Regions from separate parts of the Homo sapiens genome. Here region 1 is linked to region 2. A link is a contact called in ENCODE Hi-C or POLR2A ChIA-PET data. All regions are on one chromosome and are shown on one strand. Each heading gives the region's core, a stretch centred on a gene start or an enhancer-like site at or near the end of the contact. The rest is flanking DNA. Distances are from core to core; before and after follow the strand shown.

Region 1 (6,571 bases), core at 1,445-3,944, 6.3 Mb before region 2:
CCCCAGGGCTCAGCCGCAACAGACAAAGCCCATTGTCTGCAGACCTCTCTGGCAAACCTCTTCCCTCCTCTCCTGTACTCTAGTCCCCACTGGCACAGAGGGACCCTGAATGTTTCTTTAAATGACAGAACCAGAGAAACCAAAACAGTAGGTAGCTGAGTCCATCTGTCTATATTAAAACCAATTCAACCACATCTCCCTTCACTTCTCCAACTAAGAATAAAAATAATCCTCACATGAACTTTCCAAAGGGGAACTCTATATATTATTAATACACAATAACAATAACAGGTCAACTGGAGGGAAACAAAGTCCAATCATACAGCTTTCCTAAATTTGTCTCTCTGGTGCTCCTTTTGGCAAAATGTTCCACTTAAAGCCCCAAGGGGTCAGCTTTTCTGCAAGTTTCACATCTGCCATCCATCCCCTTTCTCTAGCCCCAGACACAGCAGCTGCATGCTCACAGCTTGAAAAACATCCCCTGGATTAAAAGCCTTAAGGATACCCGACTCTGACTGCAAAGGAAATTTCCAGAGGGGCCAAGCTGGCCCACCAATGGCTGACATGTGAAAGTGCCTTGTACTCTCTAAGCAGGATACGAATATTCCCTTATCCTTGCACAAACTCTGGGCACATACAGGATCCCGTGCACATAATGCTGAACATAAGCACCAAATACAGGTACCTGCTACACAGCACCCAATGCTTTCCACCATCGTGCCTGTGCACATGGTTTAAAACAAAAATATGGGGGAGTCTTTTGAGGGACAGTATCTAAGGAAACAGGGGTACCAGATGCCTCTTCAATTGTATGGTTACTACATAGATAAGAAATGACACTGGATTTAGAAACAGAAGCAATAGGTTCTAGGCTCTGCCCCTCAAGAACTGTGTGATCTTGAACAGGTCCTGTAACTTCTCTGAGCCACAAGTGTCCTGTTTGTCTGTTACTCTGATGCTAATAGTGCATACCTCACAGTTAGGTTAAGGGCTAATGTCTGCATAAAAGCATTGCAAGCTGCAAAGTGCTAATCGATGAAATAAACTTAAACCTTAATTTCTCATAATATTCTTAATGGGTCCAAACACCCACCTTGGCAAATTTTGAGCAGCCAAAGGCACAAAGCCTCCAACAGCCTTCAAAGCTTCACCTATAATAAGGCACCTAGCTGCTCACACACCACGGGAGAGGCAAGGGAGGGGCACCCACAAGAAGGGTACACAAGCCTCGGGGTGGGGGAACTTGAACTGTTGAGAGAGGGAAGTTCAGTCCCCTCTCTAAACACTGCCAGGCTGGGACGGATGGGGGCAGGGAGACTAACAGAAGATGCGGGGCTTTGCGGCAAGTTTAGGTTCGGGAGCTGGGCCCTGCAAAGGCAGTTTCCTCCCGGGTCTTGGAAAGGCTGCTGGCGACCTCCAAAGAAAGGAGCCAGAAGAGCGCACGCAGGGTGAAGAGTCTGACGTAGGGGCGGCTCTTCCTCGCTCGGGGCTGTGGCGCCGGCCCGAAAAGTTGAAGCGAGAAGCATGAACTTTCCGCTTCTTGGGCCAGGCCGGACCCCGCCGCGGCTTGCGCCGGTTTTCCCTTCGCTCAGCGCCTGCCGGAGACTCGGGGCCGAGCTCCCCACGTCCGCACCTGAGAGCGCGCTCCGGGGCTGCCGGCGCTCGCCCCCGGCCGCTTCTCCTCTAACCCAGAGCAGGAAGGAAGAAACTGCCAGCAAGGAAGTCCCAGCAGTCAGGGGCCTGCCTCTCTCTGCATCCCTCCCGGCTCCGATCCCCAGTCCGGGGCAAACCTCCGACGCCCCGCGCCCGGCCCGGGCTCCTTCCCCTTCAGCACGGCGAAGGCGGCTCCTCCCAGTCCCGGCCCCCACCAATGTGCGTCGGTTTTTAGGGGCGGTGGAGAGGGCAGGGGTTGAGAGGCTGCAGCGCGTGCCCTGCTGCTTGTGGCTTTAGTGGGGTTACGTGTGGGGAGAGCGTTTCCCGCCCCCCACCCCCCCGGAGCTCTGCAAACCCTGCGGCCGCACCAGCTCAGCCCCGCTGCTGCCGGCCTCGACGTTGAGACTTGCATGCAAACAAAAAGAAAAAGAGGAGGGGCCCGGGAAGAGCAGGAGCCCCCCTGCGCCAAGTGGGGCGCGCGCCTCCTGCAGCTCTCCGCATAGGGTGGTTTCATTGGGGGGGATTCACACGTGACCCCTGGCTCCCCCGCCAACCAATACAAACCCTCCGGCCGTCACTTAGGTGAGGGCTCCGAGTTCACGTCCTTTGTCTGGATGTTCTCAGCACCCCCTCCCCCCACCCCCACCTTTGCAACCTTGACGTTGACTCCTGCACGGGCTCGGGCGGCGGGTTAGCGCTGAGCGCCCGCGCCGCCGGCTGCCCTCGCACCCGGAGCCGGCACGAAGCAGGCGCCCGGGCCCGCAGCCACCGCCGCGAGACAGACGCCCGCCGCAGGCGCAGGGTACTCACCAGTGAATGGGGAAATATATAGACATGAAGTCCTAGGGCAGGCTGACACACGCCCCTGTGATTTAAAAACGGTCCCTGCGTCCCGAGTGAGGATGACACGGGCGCAGACGGGCACGGCAGGCGGCCGAGTGCGGACACCGGGCGCTCGCCGTCCGCCTTCCCAGGACAGCCCCACGGCTAGCGACGTCGGCAAGGTGGACACAACTCCCCGCTCTCCACTGAGCACTCAGCCCCACAAAGAGCCCGGGAAGCCGTATTTATAGGGGCGGGGGCGGGGCTTGGCCCCGAGAGGCCCCGCCCTCCCTCGCCCACTCCTGGAATAACGTCACCAAAATCATGAATGGCTTCAGCGCTCGCAGCTCCGGCGGGCGGCGGCTCGGGGGCGCGCTCGGCTCTGCTCCCGGGGCCGTGGTTCGCTGCGGCTGCGAGCCCGGCCCCCTCCCGCCGCTCTCCCACGCGCACACGCGCTCACTCGCACCGGCCCGGACTCCGCGTCCGCGCCGCTTCCCGCTCACAGCCCCCTCCACGCACACCCCGAACTCCAGCGCGGCGGAGGTGGGCGCAAGGAGGGCGCGGGGGCCGCTCGGGACATGACAGCTCGGCGGCTGCTCTGCGCCGGGGTAGGGCACCCGCCACTCCTCCACCCCAGCCGCCCGGCGCCAGCGCCCTCCTTCCCATCCACTGGCTGTCCCCAGCCCACCTCGGACCCCTCTGAAGCGTTTGTTCCCCATACTAGGCCTCTCTCTGGAATCCTCGCCCGCAGCCTTGCGATCAGCGAGGGGAAACAAGAGCATGGTTAAAGAAGAAGCGGTGGGAAGGTGGCAGAGACGCGGAGCCGGGGGACCGAGTGCCCACGGGGCGCGTTGGCTTGCGAAGGGCTGGTCTGCAGCCCTGAGTTCCGTGGAAGGTTTTATTTGTGGGAGCAAGGATGTGGTGTCGTCCTGGGTAGGATTTTTCCATTGGAGACACACATACGCCCGGTCTGCAGCGGGGGCAGAAGGTGTGGGCGGGCGGTGTGCACGCCGCCCCCCATCCTTGACTCCCACGTCTTCTCCGAGGAGTCGCTCATGACAGCAGAAACAAAGAGCTTTAGCCGAACGCCTCCCACACTGCCCAGGAATTGCAGCTCTGGGCGTCTGTCCAGGCAGTCAAAGCTGCGCAGCCCCCCAGAGCCACATGATGGGAGTCTCACTCGGGACCCAGCGCTGCCGCTCTGTGGCCTCCGCTTCAATCACGCCTGTAAAATGGCTTTAGAACCCTCACCTACCTGTGTATAGGGGCTGAGGAAAGGGGGCGCGGGGAGATCAAAAACTAAGCAAAATTAAATTGGCTTTGAAGTGAATCAGCTTTTTAAAAGAAAGGCAGTGAGTGTATTGAATCCGTATATATGTACTTGAAAGTGGAAACGCATAGCTTATCTCAGGCAAAAGGATGACAGAATTAATGGCGAAGGTTCGACAGGGGTAGGACCCTGAAGGAAGCCGTGAGAGAAGACCCTCATAATTTTCATCAGTCCCCGCAAAACCAGCCCAAACAAAAATTATAAGAATTGATGAGAATAATTTATTTAAAAATAACTGGGCTATTTTCAATCACTTATATGCTTATATGTACAACCTGAGTTAAAATAGTGTGCTTCCTATGAAAACACAGCTTCATGACAAGCCCCTGGCTGCCCCCTCCAACCAGAGAAATTCCCCCACCTCCCAAGCTAAACGCATTCTCTTCCTCTGGGGGTGTTGCCTGATGGAGGGGCTAAACGGGAGATGCTGCAGGGATGGGGTTATTGTTGATGTCCTGCACAGAGGGTGGGGAAGCTTCTCAGTGTCACTAGCCAGGTGTGGCACATTGTCATCTAGGCAGCCACAGGAGACGCCAATGCTTGGAGAGCTAGTTTCCAGGCTGAGACTTCCAGGCACTCAGAGGAAAATGTCTGGGCTAGACCCCGGGTGGGCAGGATGAAGCCTTCTGCCACTTCTTCCCAGTAGCAATCTCTGGTGAGGCTGGGATCAAAGACTGTTGCGCCACTTTTACACATAACAGACACACTTTATGTGTTTGTGATTATTGCCATGTGAAGCTTTCAAAACTCAGAAAGCTATTTCCCTCCCTCCCCATTTTCCCAAATATCTAAATGTCAAAATGGCCTCATTTTGGAGAAGAGGGTGGGGAGTAAGGCCTCCACCAGCTGTTATCTGGCCTCTGGAAAAATCCTCTACATTGGAGTGCATTGAGGGAATTACCTGAGGCCTACTCTTTGGGAAACTTATTAATGCCCATTTTAGCTAAAGTTCATCTCTGTCAGTAAGTTAAAATAGAAATAAGCCTGGGGTTGTGATCCCCAGTCTGCATTTTCTGTTTCTCCTCTGGAATCACAGTGACACATCCATTCATTTGAAAATATGGGAGGTGGCTGGGTGCGGTGGCTCACGCCTGGTAATCCCAGCACTTTGGGAGGCTGAGGCAGGTGGATCACCTGAGGTCAGGAGCTCAAGACCAATCTGACCAACACGGTGAAACCCCGTCTCTACTAAAAATACAAAAATTAGCTGGGCGTGGTAGTGGGTGCCTATAATCCCAGCTACTTGGGAGTCTGAGGCAGGAGAATCGCTTGAACCTGGGAGGCAGAGGTTGCAGTAGGCCGAAATTGTGCACTCCAGCCTGGGCAACAAAAGTGTGACTCCGTCTCAAAAAAATAAAATAAAATAAAATAAAATAAATAAAATAAAATATGGGAGGCGTGGGGCTAAGCTTTGATGCAACCATAACTAGCATGCCATTTCTCAGTTATACTAGTCTATATGATGCCTTGCAGGTTTTTTTTTTTTTTTTGAAGCATTTCATTGTCTTGGCTTTCAAAAGAATGTGATAAGGTTAACATAGCACAACTTATGGTCCTCAGTTCACAGATATGTAAACTGAGGCCGAAATAAATTAGGAGGCTTGCCAAAGATCACACAGCCGGAAAGTGGTTGAGCTGGGCCTGGAACTCAGAGGTTGTAGGCATACTCAGCTTCCCCTTCTGTTAACATAGCTCTGGCTGACTGCCTTTCCTTCATATCTCTAAAGATACAGAGTATTTCAACATGCACACTGACCATTTCTTCCCAATATCCTATGAGATAGGTTTCTGTCCCTACTGCCTTTGAATAAATGAAGAAACAGAAACACAAGCGAATGAAGTTACTTAGAGCCCCAGAACCTTAGAGCTGAACGAGACCTTCCAAATCACCTTGTCCCAGTCTCCTCGTTTTACAGGTGAGAAGACACCTAAGAGATTAAATGGCATGTCCAAGGTCACCAGGCTATTAAGTGGTATAGATGGAACCTAACGCAGGTCTTCAGACTGCTGGTCAGATGTTCTTTCCACTTTAACACTGCGTCTTGCACTGCATTTGCCAAGAAGTCAGCAGCAAAGGTCAAACACAACGTCTGGACTCTGTAAACCACCACAGTCCATCACCAACATTTATTGAACATCTACTAGATGCAGATCAGTGAACTAATTACCCAGTCAGAGCCTCTGCACTCCCTCCCTTCTCCCGTCTTTGTCTTTGGAGACTAAAGAGTTGAATTGCAATTCTGCTTCAATAGAATCCAGGTGTAATCAGAATTGCCTTGCTTTCTGACATTACATACATCCATTTTGCCAGCACCTTCTCTTACCTACCTAAAATACAAATTAAAAAAAAAATAAAGGTAATGAGCTTAAGATATTATTAGAGTTATCTCAGCTGCAAGGATGCTGTGTATGCAGGACAGGTAGCGAGTTCATTCATCTAGTTAAAAAAAAAGTCTCCATATAAATTCATTTAGCAGCCGGGTGCAGTGGGTCATACCTATAATCTCAGCACTTCAGGGGGCTGAGGCAGAAGGATTGCTTGAGCTCAGGAGTTTGAGACCAGCCTGGGCAACACGGTGCAACCCTGACTCTACAAAAACTAAAAAATTAGCCGGGCATGGCAGCGCACACTTGTAGTCCCAGCTTCTCAGGAGGCTGAGGTGGGAGGATCGCTTGAGCCCCCGGAGGCAGAGGTTGTAGTGAGCCATGATCACGTCACTGCACTCCAGCCTGGGCAACAGAGCAAGACCCTGTCTCAAAGAAAAA
Region 2 (6,380 bases), core at 2,935-5,434:
CCAGGCTCATTTTTGTATTTTCAGTAGAGATGGGGTTTCGTCATGTTGGCCAGGCTGATCTTGAACTCCTGGCCTCAAGTGATCTGCCTGCCTTGGCCCCCAAAGTGCTGGGGTTACAGGCAAGAGCCACTGAGCCCAGCCCCCCTTTTTTTTTTGAGATGGAATCTTGCTCTGTCGCCCAGGCTGGAGTGCAGTGCAGAGTGATCTTGGCTCACTGCAACCTGAGGCAAAGAATTGCTGAGTAGCTGAGTAGCTGAGATTACAGGTGCCCGCCACCATACCCAGCTAATTTTTTTGTATTTTTAGGAGAGACAGGGTTTCACCATCTTGGCCAGGTTGGTCTTGAACTCCTGATCTCATGATCCACCCACCTTGACCTCCCAAAGCACTGGAATTACAGGCGTGAGCCACTGTGCCTGGCCTCCTTTTTTTTTAAATTTTATTTTAATTTATAGAGATGGGGTCTCACTACATTGCCCAGCCTGGTCTTGAAATCCTGAGCTCAAGCGATTCTCCTACCTTGGCCTCTCTAAATTCTGGGATTATAGGCATGAGCCACTGCAACCAGCCCTTTTTCTTTCTCTTTTTTAAAATTTTATTTTAATTTATAGAGATGGGGTGTCACTATGTGACCAGCGCAGGCTGGTCTTGAATGCCTGAACTCAAGCCATCTTCCCACCTCAGCCTCCCAAAGTGCTAGGATTATAGGCGTGAGCCACCTTGCTTGGCCTTATCTTTTTCAAGTCTTCCTTTCTTTTGTCTACAATTTTGTGGTTCAACACGTATCTCAGGGGTCACTACCTCTCAGAGGTTTTCCCTAAAATCCCTGCTGGAATTAATGGTCTCTGCCTCATTCTTTCTTTTCACATTGTATTGCAGTTTACTGGTTTCTTCCCTATCTTATTCATTCCCTCTATGTCTGTGTGTTCTTTGAGGATTTTTAAACGTTCTTGATTTTTAAAAATCTGTGTATTTCCTGGCCTAGCAGAGTACCTAATACCAGTTGGATTTATTTATTTACTTATATATTTTCTAGAGACAGGGACTCACTATGTTGCCCAGGCTGGTTTCGAACTCCTGGGCTCAAGCTCAGTTGGATTTAAAATTAACATTTGTTACCTCCAGGCGCAGTGGCTCACACCTGTAATCCCAGCACTTTGGGAGGCTGAGGCAGGCAGATCACGAGGTCAGGAGATCAAGACCATCCTGGCTAATACGGTGAAACCTCGTCTCTACTAAAACTACAAAAAATTAGCCGGGCGTGGTGGCACACGCCTGTAGCCCTAGCTACTTGGGAGGCTGAGGCAGGAGAGTCGCTTGAACCTGGGAGGCGGAGGTTGCAGTGAGCCCAGATAGTACCACTGTACTCCAGCCTGAGTGACAGAGCAAGACTCCATCTCAAATAAATAAATAAAGTTAACATTTGTTGATAGTAAATGGTATAGGTTATGGTAACTTGGCCTTCCCAATTTAGGACTACAAAAACAAATAAACACACACAAAAAAGGAGGAAAGCACACAAATCCTTTGTATATAATTTGCATACCACACACCTCTGCAGGACACTAGCCTTTTTATTTATTTATTTTTTTTTGAGATGGAGTTTTGCACTGTTGCCCAGACTGGAGTGCAGTGGTGCAATCTCAGCTCACTGCAACCTCCGCCTCCCGGGTTCAAGCGATTATCCTGCCTCAGCCTCCCAAATAGCTGGGATTATAGGTGTCTGCCACCATGCCTGGCTAATTTTTTGTATTTTTAGTAGAAATGGGGTTTCACCATGTTGGTCAGGCTGGTCTCGAACTCCTGACCTCAAGTGATCCGCCCGCCTCTGCCTCCCAAAGTGCTGAGATTACAGGCATTAGCCACTGCACCCTACCCTTTTTTTTTTTTTTTAAATATTTTTTTGAGACAGGGTGTTACTCTGTCACCCAGGCTAAAGTACAATGGCATGAACTTGGCTCACTGCAGCCTGGACATCCTGGGCTCAAGTGACTGATGGCGCCTCAGTCTCAGGAGTGGCTGGGACCACAGGCACCACACCCAGTAGTTTCAGCTACCAGGGAGGCTGGGGCAGGGGGATTGCTTGAGCCTGGGAGGTCAAGGCTACAGTGAACTGTGGTTGTGCCACTGCACTCCAGCCTGGGTGACAGAGTGAGACCCTGTCTCTCTCTCTTTCTTTTTGGCAGGGAGAGGATCTCACTATGTTGCCCAGGCTGGTTTCCAACTCCTGGTCTCAAGCCATCCTCCCGCCTCGGCCTCCAAGTGCTGAGAATACAGGTGTGAGCTACAGTGCCTGGCCCAAACCAGCCTCTTTCCACAGGAATTGATACTTGTTTATGCTGCTCAGTGATGTGATAGCTACTTGACCCAGGAAAATCCAGGTATGGTTCCATTATGAGGAATCCCACCCATTAAGACATCAACTCTAAGTGGCAGGTGAAGTGTCCAGGAGAGGATGTGGTATGCAAATTGTGTCAGAAGGATTTATCTATTCTGGAATCCATACTGGTTCCCAAACAAAAAAAATTGTCATTTCCAGTGTTGTACAGTTTTTTGGAATGATTGGGAGCTTAGATGGCCAGAATGCTCTAAGTTTGATGCCATTTGGTCATTTTCAGGACTTTTCCTGAGTTTTCAATTTTTCTTAGTTTAATAAACAGTTTAATAAACTCCTGCCCAATAAACAGTAGGCTATGTCTAATGTACTGTGAATTTTATTTTTTTTTTTTTGAGATGGAGTCTCATTCTGTCACCCAGGCTGGAGTGCAGTGGCACGATCTTGGCTTACTGCAATCTCTGCCTCCCGGGTTCAAGCGATTCTCCTGCCTCAGCCTCTCAAGTAGCTGGGATTACAGGCATGCACCACGACACCTGGCTAATTTTTTGTATTTTTAGTAGAGAGGGGGTTTCACCATGTTGGCCAGGTTGGTCTCGAACTCCTGACCTCAAGTGATCCGCCCGCCTTGGCCTCCCAAAGTGCTGGGATTACAGGCGTAAGCCCGGCCTGTACTGTGAATTTTTGAAATGAACCTAATTCCTACTTTACAGCAGAGCTTTTCTTTCTTTCTTTTTCTTTCTTTCTTTCCTTTCTTTCTTCCTTTCTCTCTCTCTTTCTTCTTTTTTTTTTTTCTGAGACAGGGTCTGGCTCTGTCATCCAGGCTGGAGTGCAGTGGCGTGATTTCGGCTCACTGCAACCTCCATCTTCTGGGTTCAAGTGGTTCTCATGCCTCAGCTTCCCGAGCAGCTGGGATTACAGGTGCCCACCACAACACCCATCGATTTTTTGTATTTTTAGTGGAGACAGGGTTTCACCATGTTGGTAAGGCTGATCTAGAACTCTTGACCTCAGGTGATCCACCCACCCCGGCCTCCCAAAGTACTGGGATTACAGGCTTGAGCCACCGCACCCGGCCTACAGCAGAGCTTTTCATATGAATTGTGTGGCTTAATTTTTTTTTCTTTGGAAGTTAAATTGCAAATGCTTTATCTGTGGGTTCAGCTTTTTGTATTCTTAATTCTTCAGCGGGCCGGGGGCAGGGGGCGGCGATAGAGGCGGCTCTTACAGGGTACTCATTCTTTGGCTCCGCCTTAGATCTGGCTAAGGGGATAGAAAACGACCCTGCCTCGCTTTGTTTAAAAACGCAGAGTTCTAGCATGGTGTTTCCCCCCCCCCTTCTCTTCTTAAGCTTACCAAGTTCCAGATACCGCCCAGATGAATTTTTTTTTTATCACAGCTGTCATTCTCATTTCTACAGGCATGAAAAGTGCGACTCAAGTTCAGTGTCTTGCCTCGGGTAGCTTGGGGATTCCCAGTCAGCTCCTCGCGCCTTCGTCGCCGCTCCCCTTCCACCCCGCGCCTTCGCCGGCCGTCCCCTGCTCCATCCAGGCCACGGGGGTGACGGTGGGGTCTGGGGCATTCAGGCCTGGCTGGGCATGAGGGCTTCAGGCCCAATTCCACGCCCGAACTCGTCCTGATTAGTCTGGCTTTTCTGGTCGCCCCAGCCCTGCGGTCGGGGAGAGCTGGAAACCACCGAGCTGACAGCCTAGAGCGTCGCTCCCCGGCCGCCGAGCGCTGACGCCGCGCCGGGGGCGGGGCAGCTGGAGGCGGCAGGGAGAGGAGCGAGCAGCCGGGAAGGGCTGGCCGGCTTCGCAGCGCCCCGCCGTGGCTGCGGCCGGAAGCGGTCTCGTTGGCCCTGCGGCGCTGGAGCCTTGACGCACGGAGCTCGAGAGCGAGAACGGGAGAGAAAGGGGTAGAAATGGCGGCTCCGCTCGGCTCCCGCTGAGGAGGGCGAAGCCGGCGGAGTGTCTGTGCTGCCGGTCTGCAGCACCGCCCCCGCTTCCCGCACGCCGCCTGCTCACGCCGACTTCCCTTCCTCTGCCCGGCTCTCTCTTGTGCTCGTCTGCGCTCCGCACGCTCCGGGCCGGCTCGTCTCTCATTGCCCGGCTCGGCTCCGCTGGCCCTGACTGACCGGCCGGCGGGCCGGCCTTGCTCGGCTCTCCCGGGCGCGGCGTGGACTCCGTCCCCCTGGCTGGACCATGGTGAACACCCGGAAGAGCTCTCTCCGCCTTCTCGGGTCCAAGTCTCCTGGTCCCGGGCCTGGGCCTGGGGCCGGAGCAGAGCCTGGGGCGACCGGAGGCAGCAGCCATTTCATCTCCTCTCGGACCCGCTCCTCCAAGACCCGCGCCGCCAGCTGCCCCGCCGCCAAAGCCGGGGGAAGCGGTGGCGCCGGCGTCACTCTGGATGAGGCCAGGGTAAGAGCGCGGCGTCCCGAGTCCGGAGGCTCGGAAGTGCCGGCCCTGCTGCCGGGGCTTTGTCTGGCCGGGTTGGGGGTAGGAAGCCTACAGTGGAGACCGCTCGGGCGGCTGGAGACAGGGTCTGCGGGCGCGGTGGAGGGTGGCACCCAGAGAAGGGCCGCGACGCTGGCCCCTTTGCTTTTCAAGCTGGCCCGGCTCTTTTGTGTGAAGAACAGCCCTTGAGTCCAGGGGAGAGGGCTTTGGGGGTCCCTTTCGGCGTCATTCGAACGATCTGCTGTCCGTGTCCTTGTCCTGCCCCAGAGGGGAATTCTAGCGGGGAAGCAAGAGCGAAGGGCCAGAGCCCCTGGGTGGAAGGGTTGGAGAAGTGAAAGTTTTCTGCGGTGTCAAACCCTTCTTGAAAGTGTGTCAGTTCCTGCCGCTGTCTAACTCCAGCTTACTCTCAGTTTGGGGGTGGTTCAAGTTGGTGAGGAAGTGAACAGAGAGCTCCAGTTGGCAGCCAGGCAGGGATGCTGAAAAAAGTTTGTAGCTGCTCTGACACCAACTTTAAAAACAAAATCAACGCTATCGCCTCTCCAGGCAGGAGAGATCAAACATGATATTATAGCTGGGGAACCAGCCAGCTAGCTCACCAAGGTGCTAGTAGGAACCAGAGCTTTCAGGTCACAGAAGGAGCACGTCGAAAGAAACAAGTGGAATGTTTCGGATAGTCAGCACCATCATGCCAAAACTGTGTGGTTTCTTGGGTGTCTACATTTTTGTTATGGGACTATATTACAAAAGGTGAATGAACACCATAGTCATGCAGTTGCAAAAATGACATTTAAAGACGCTGGTGATTGAATTAAAAAACTGATTGAAAGATCTTGAAATTTTATTACCTACATTATAAAGCTAAGCACAGATATTTATTGTTTTAAAGGAATTGACACGTTTGTTTTACTATGAGATTGTTTCTGAATTCAGAGAAGAGTGTATTGCTTCTGTCTAAAAGAGGTTGACTTGCTAAGTAATTTGGCTGGAAAAAGCTGTTCATTTAAAATGCTCCTTTAATTCCACACCATTTTGTGGTTCTTATTGGGGGAAAGCAATATTTTATGTTCTAGGGGTCTACAAGATCGCGGTTTGTGTGTGCTTTTCTTTGTGTCTTACACTGTTTTGACACTAACAGAATGGATCTAGGCAGAGACAGGAATATTTTACCATACTACTCTGAAATATTTTTATTATATCTTTGAAAATCGTTTTGGCTTTTCTTTGATAAAATTTTGGGCATTATAACGTCCTATTTAATAGACTATTTTGGGGGCTTACAGCTCTCTTAGGTTGAAATAAGGTTAAATCTGAAAGTTGTGCAAACTGTTGAGAATAAGTACTTTGAAGACGAGGCTTTCGGTGGAAACTATTCCAAACATGTTCAAGCTTCTTGACCTACTGAGGCTATCACATATTTTAAAATAAAACTCAATTTAAGAAAAGATCTTTTCTGTACATTTAAGGACAAAGAAAATATTTAGGGTGTAAGCATTTAATCGTATCATGCTATGTGAATGCCTAGTCTGTTAGAGCAGTGTCTAACTCATCTGAAGCAATTAGCTCATCTTCACTCATCAGTTTGTGGTCCCATT

Evidence for each region. A loop is a pair of places that touch in the nucleus more often than their neighbours do. ChIA-PET counts read pairs that join two places held with the same protein, here RNA polymerase II (POLR2A). Pooled maps may share reads with other maps.
Region 1: a pooled map shows a loop between it and region 2 (8-fold over the local background). The contact joins the promoter of LBH here to the promoter of ATAD2B in region 2. A Hi-C loop is called at or near these places in 3 of 50 pooled maps. POLR2A ChIA-PET finds 5 or more read pairs at or near these places in 2 of 52 experiments (A673 and OCI-LY7).

The regions. Positions count from the first base shown.
Region 1 is chr2:30,227,657-30,234,227 of GRCh38, reverse strand. It overlaps LBH (LBH regulator of Wnt signaling pathway), which reads right to left and starts at 2,694. Exons shown (of 3, transcript NM_030915.4): 1 at 2,464-2,694. The coding sequence starts at 2,489. RefSeq lists silencers at 1,695-1,754, 1,765-1,964, 2,355-2,444, 2,645-3,194 and enhancers at 2,998-3,512, 3,513-4,028.
Region 2 is chr2:23,924,927-23,931,306 of GRCh38, reverse strand. It overlaps ATAD2B (ATPase family AAA domain containing 2B), which reads left to right and starts at 4,184. Exons shown (of 28, transcript NM_017552.4): 1 at 4,184-4,752. The coding sequence starts at 4,537. It also overlaps a transcript of UBXN2A not described here. RefSeq lists enhancers at 3,658-3,747, 3,334-4,250, 5,008-5,057, 4,251-5,169, 5,268-5,517 and silencers at 3,918-4,247, 4,448-4,527.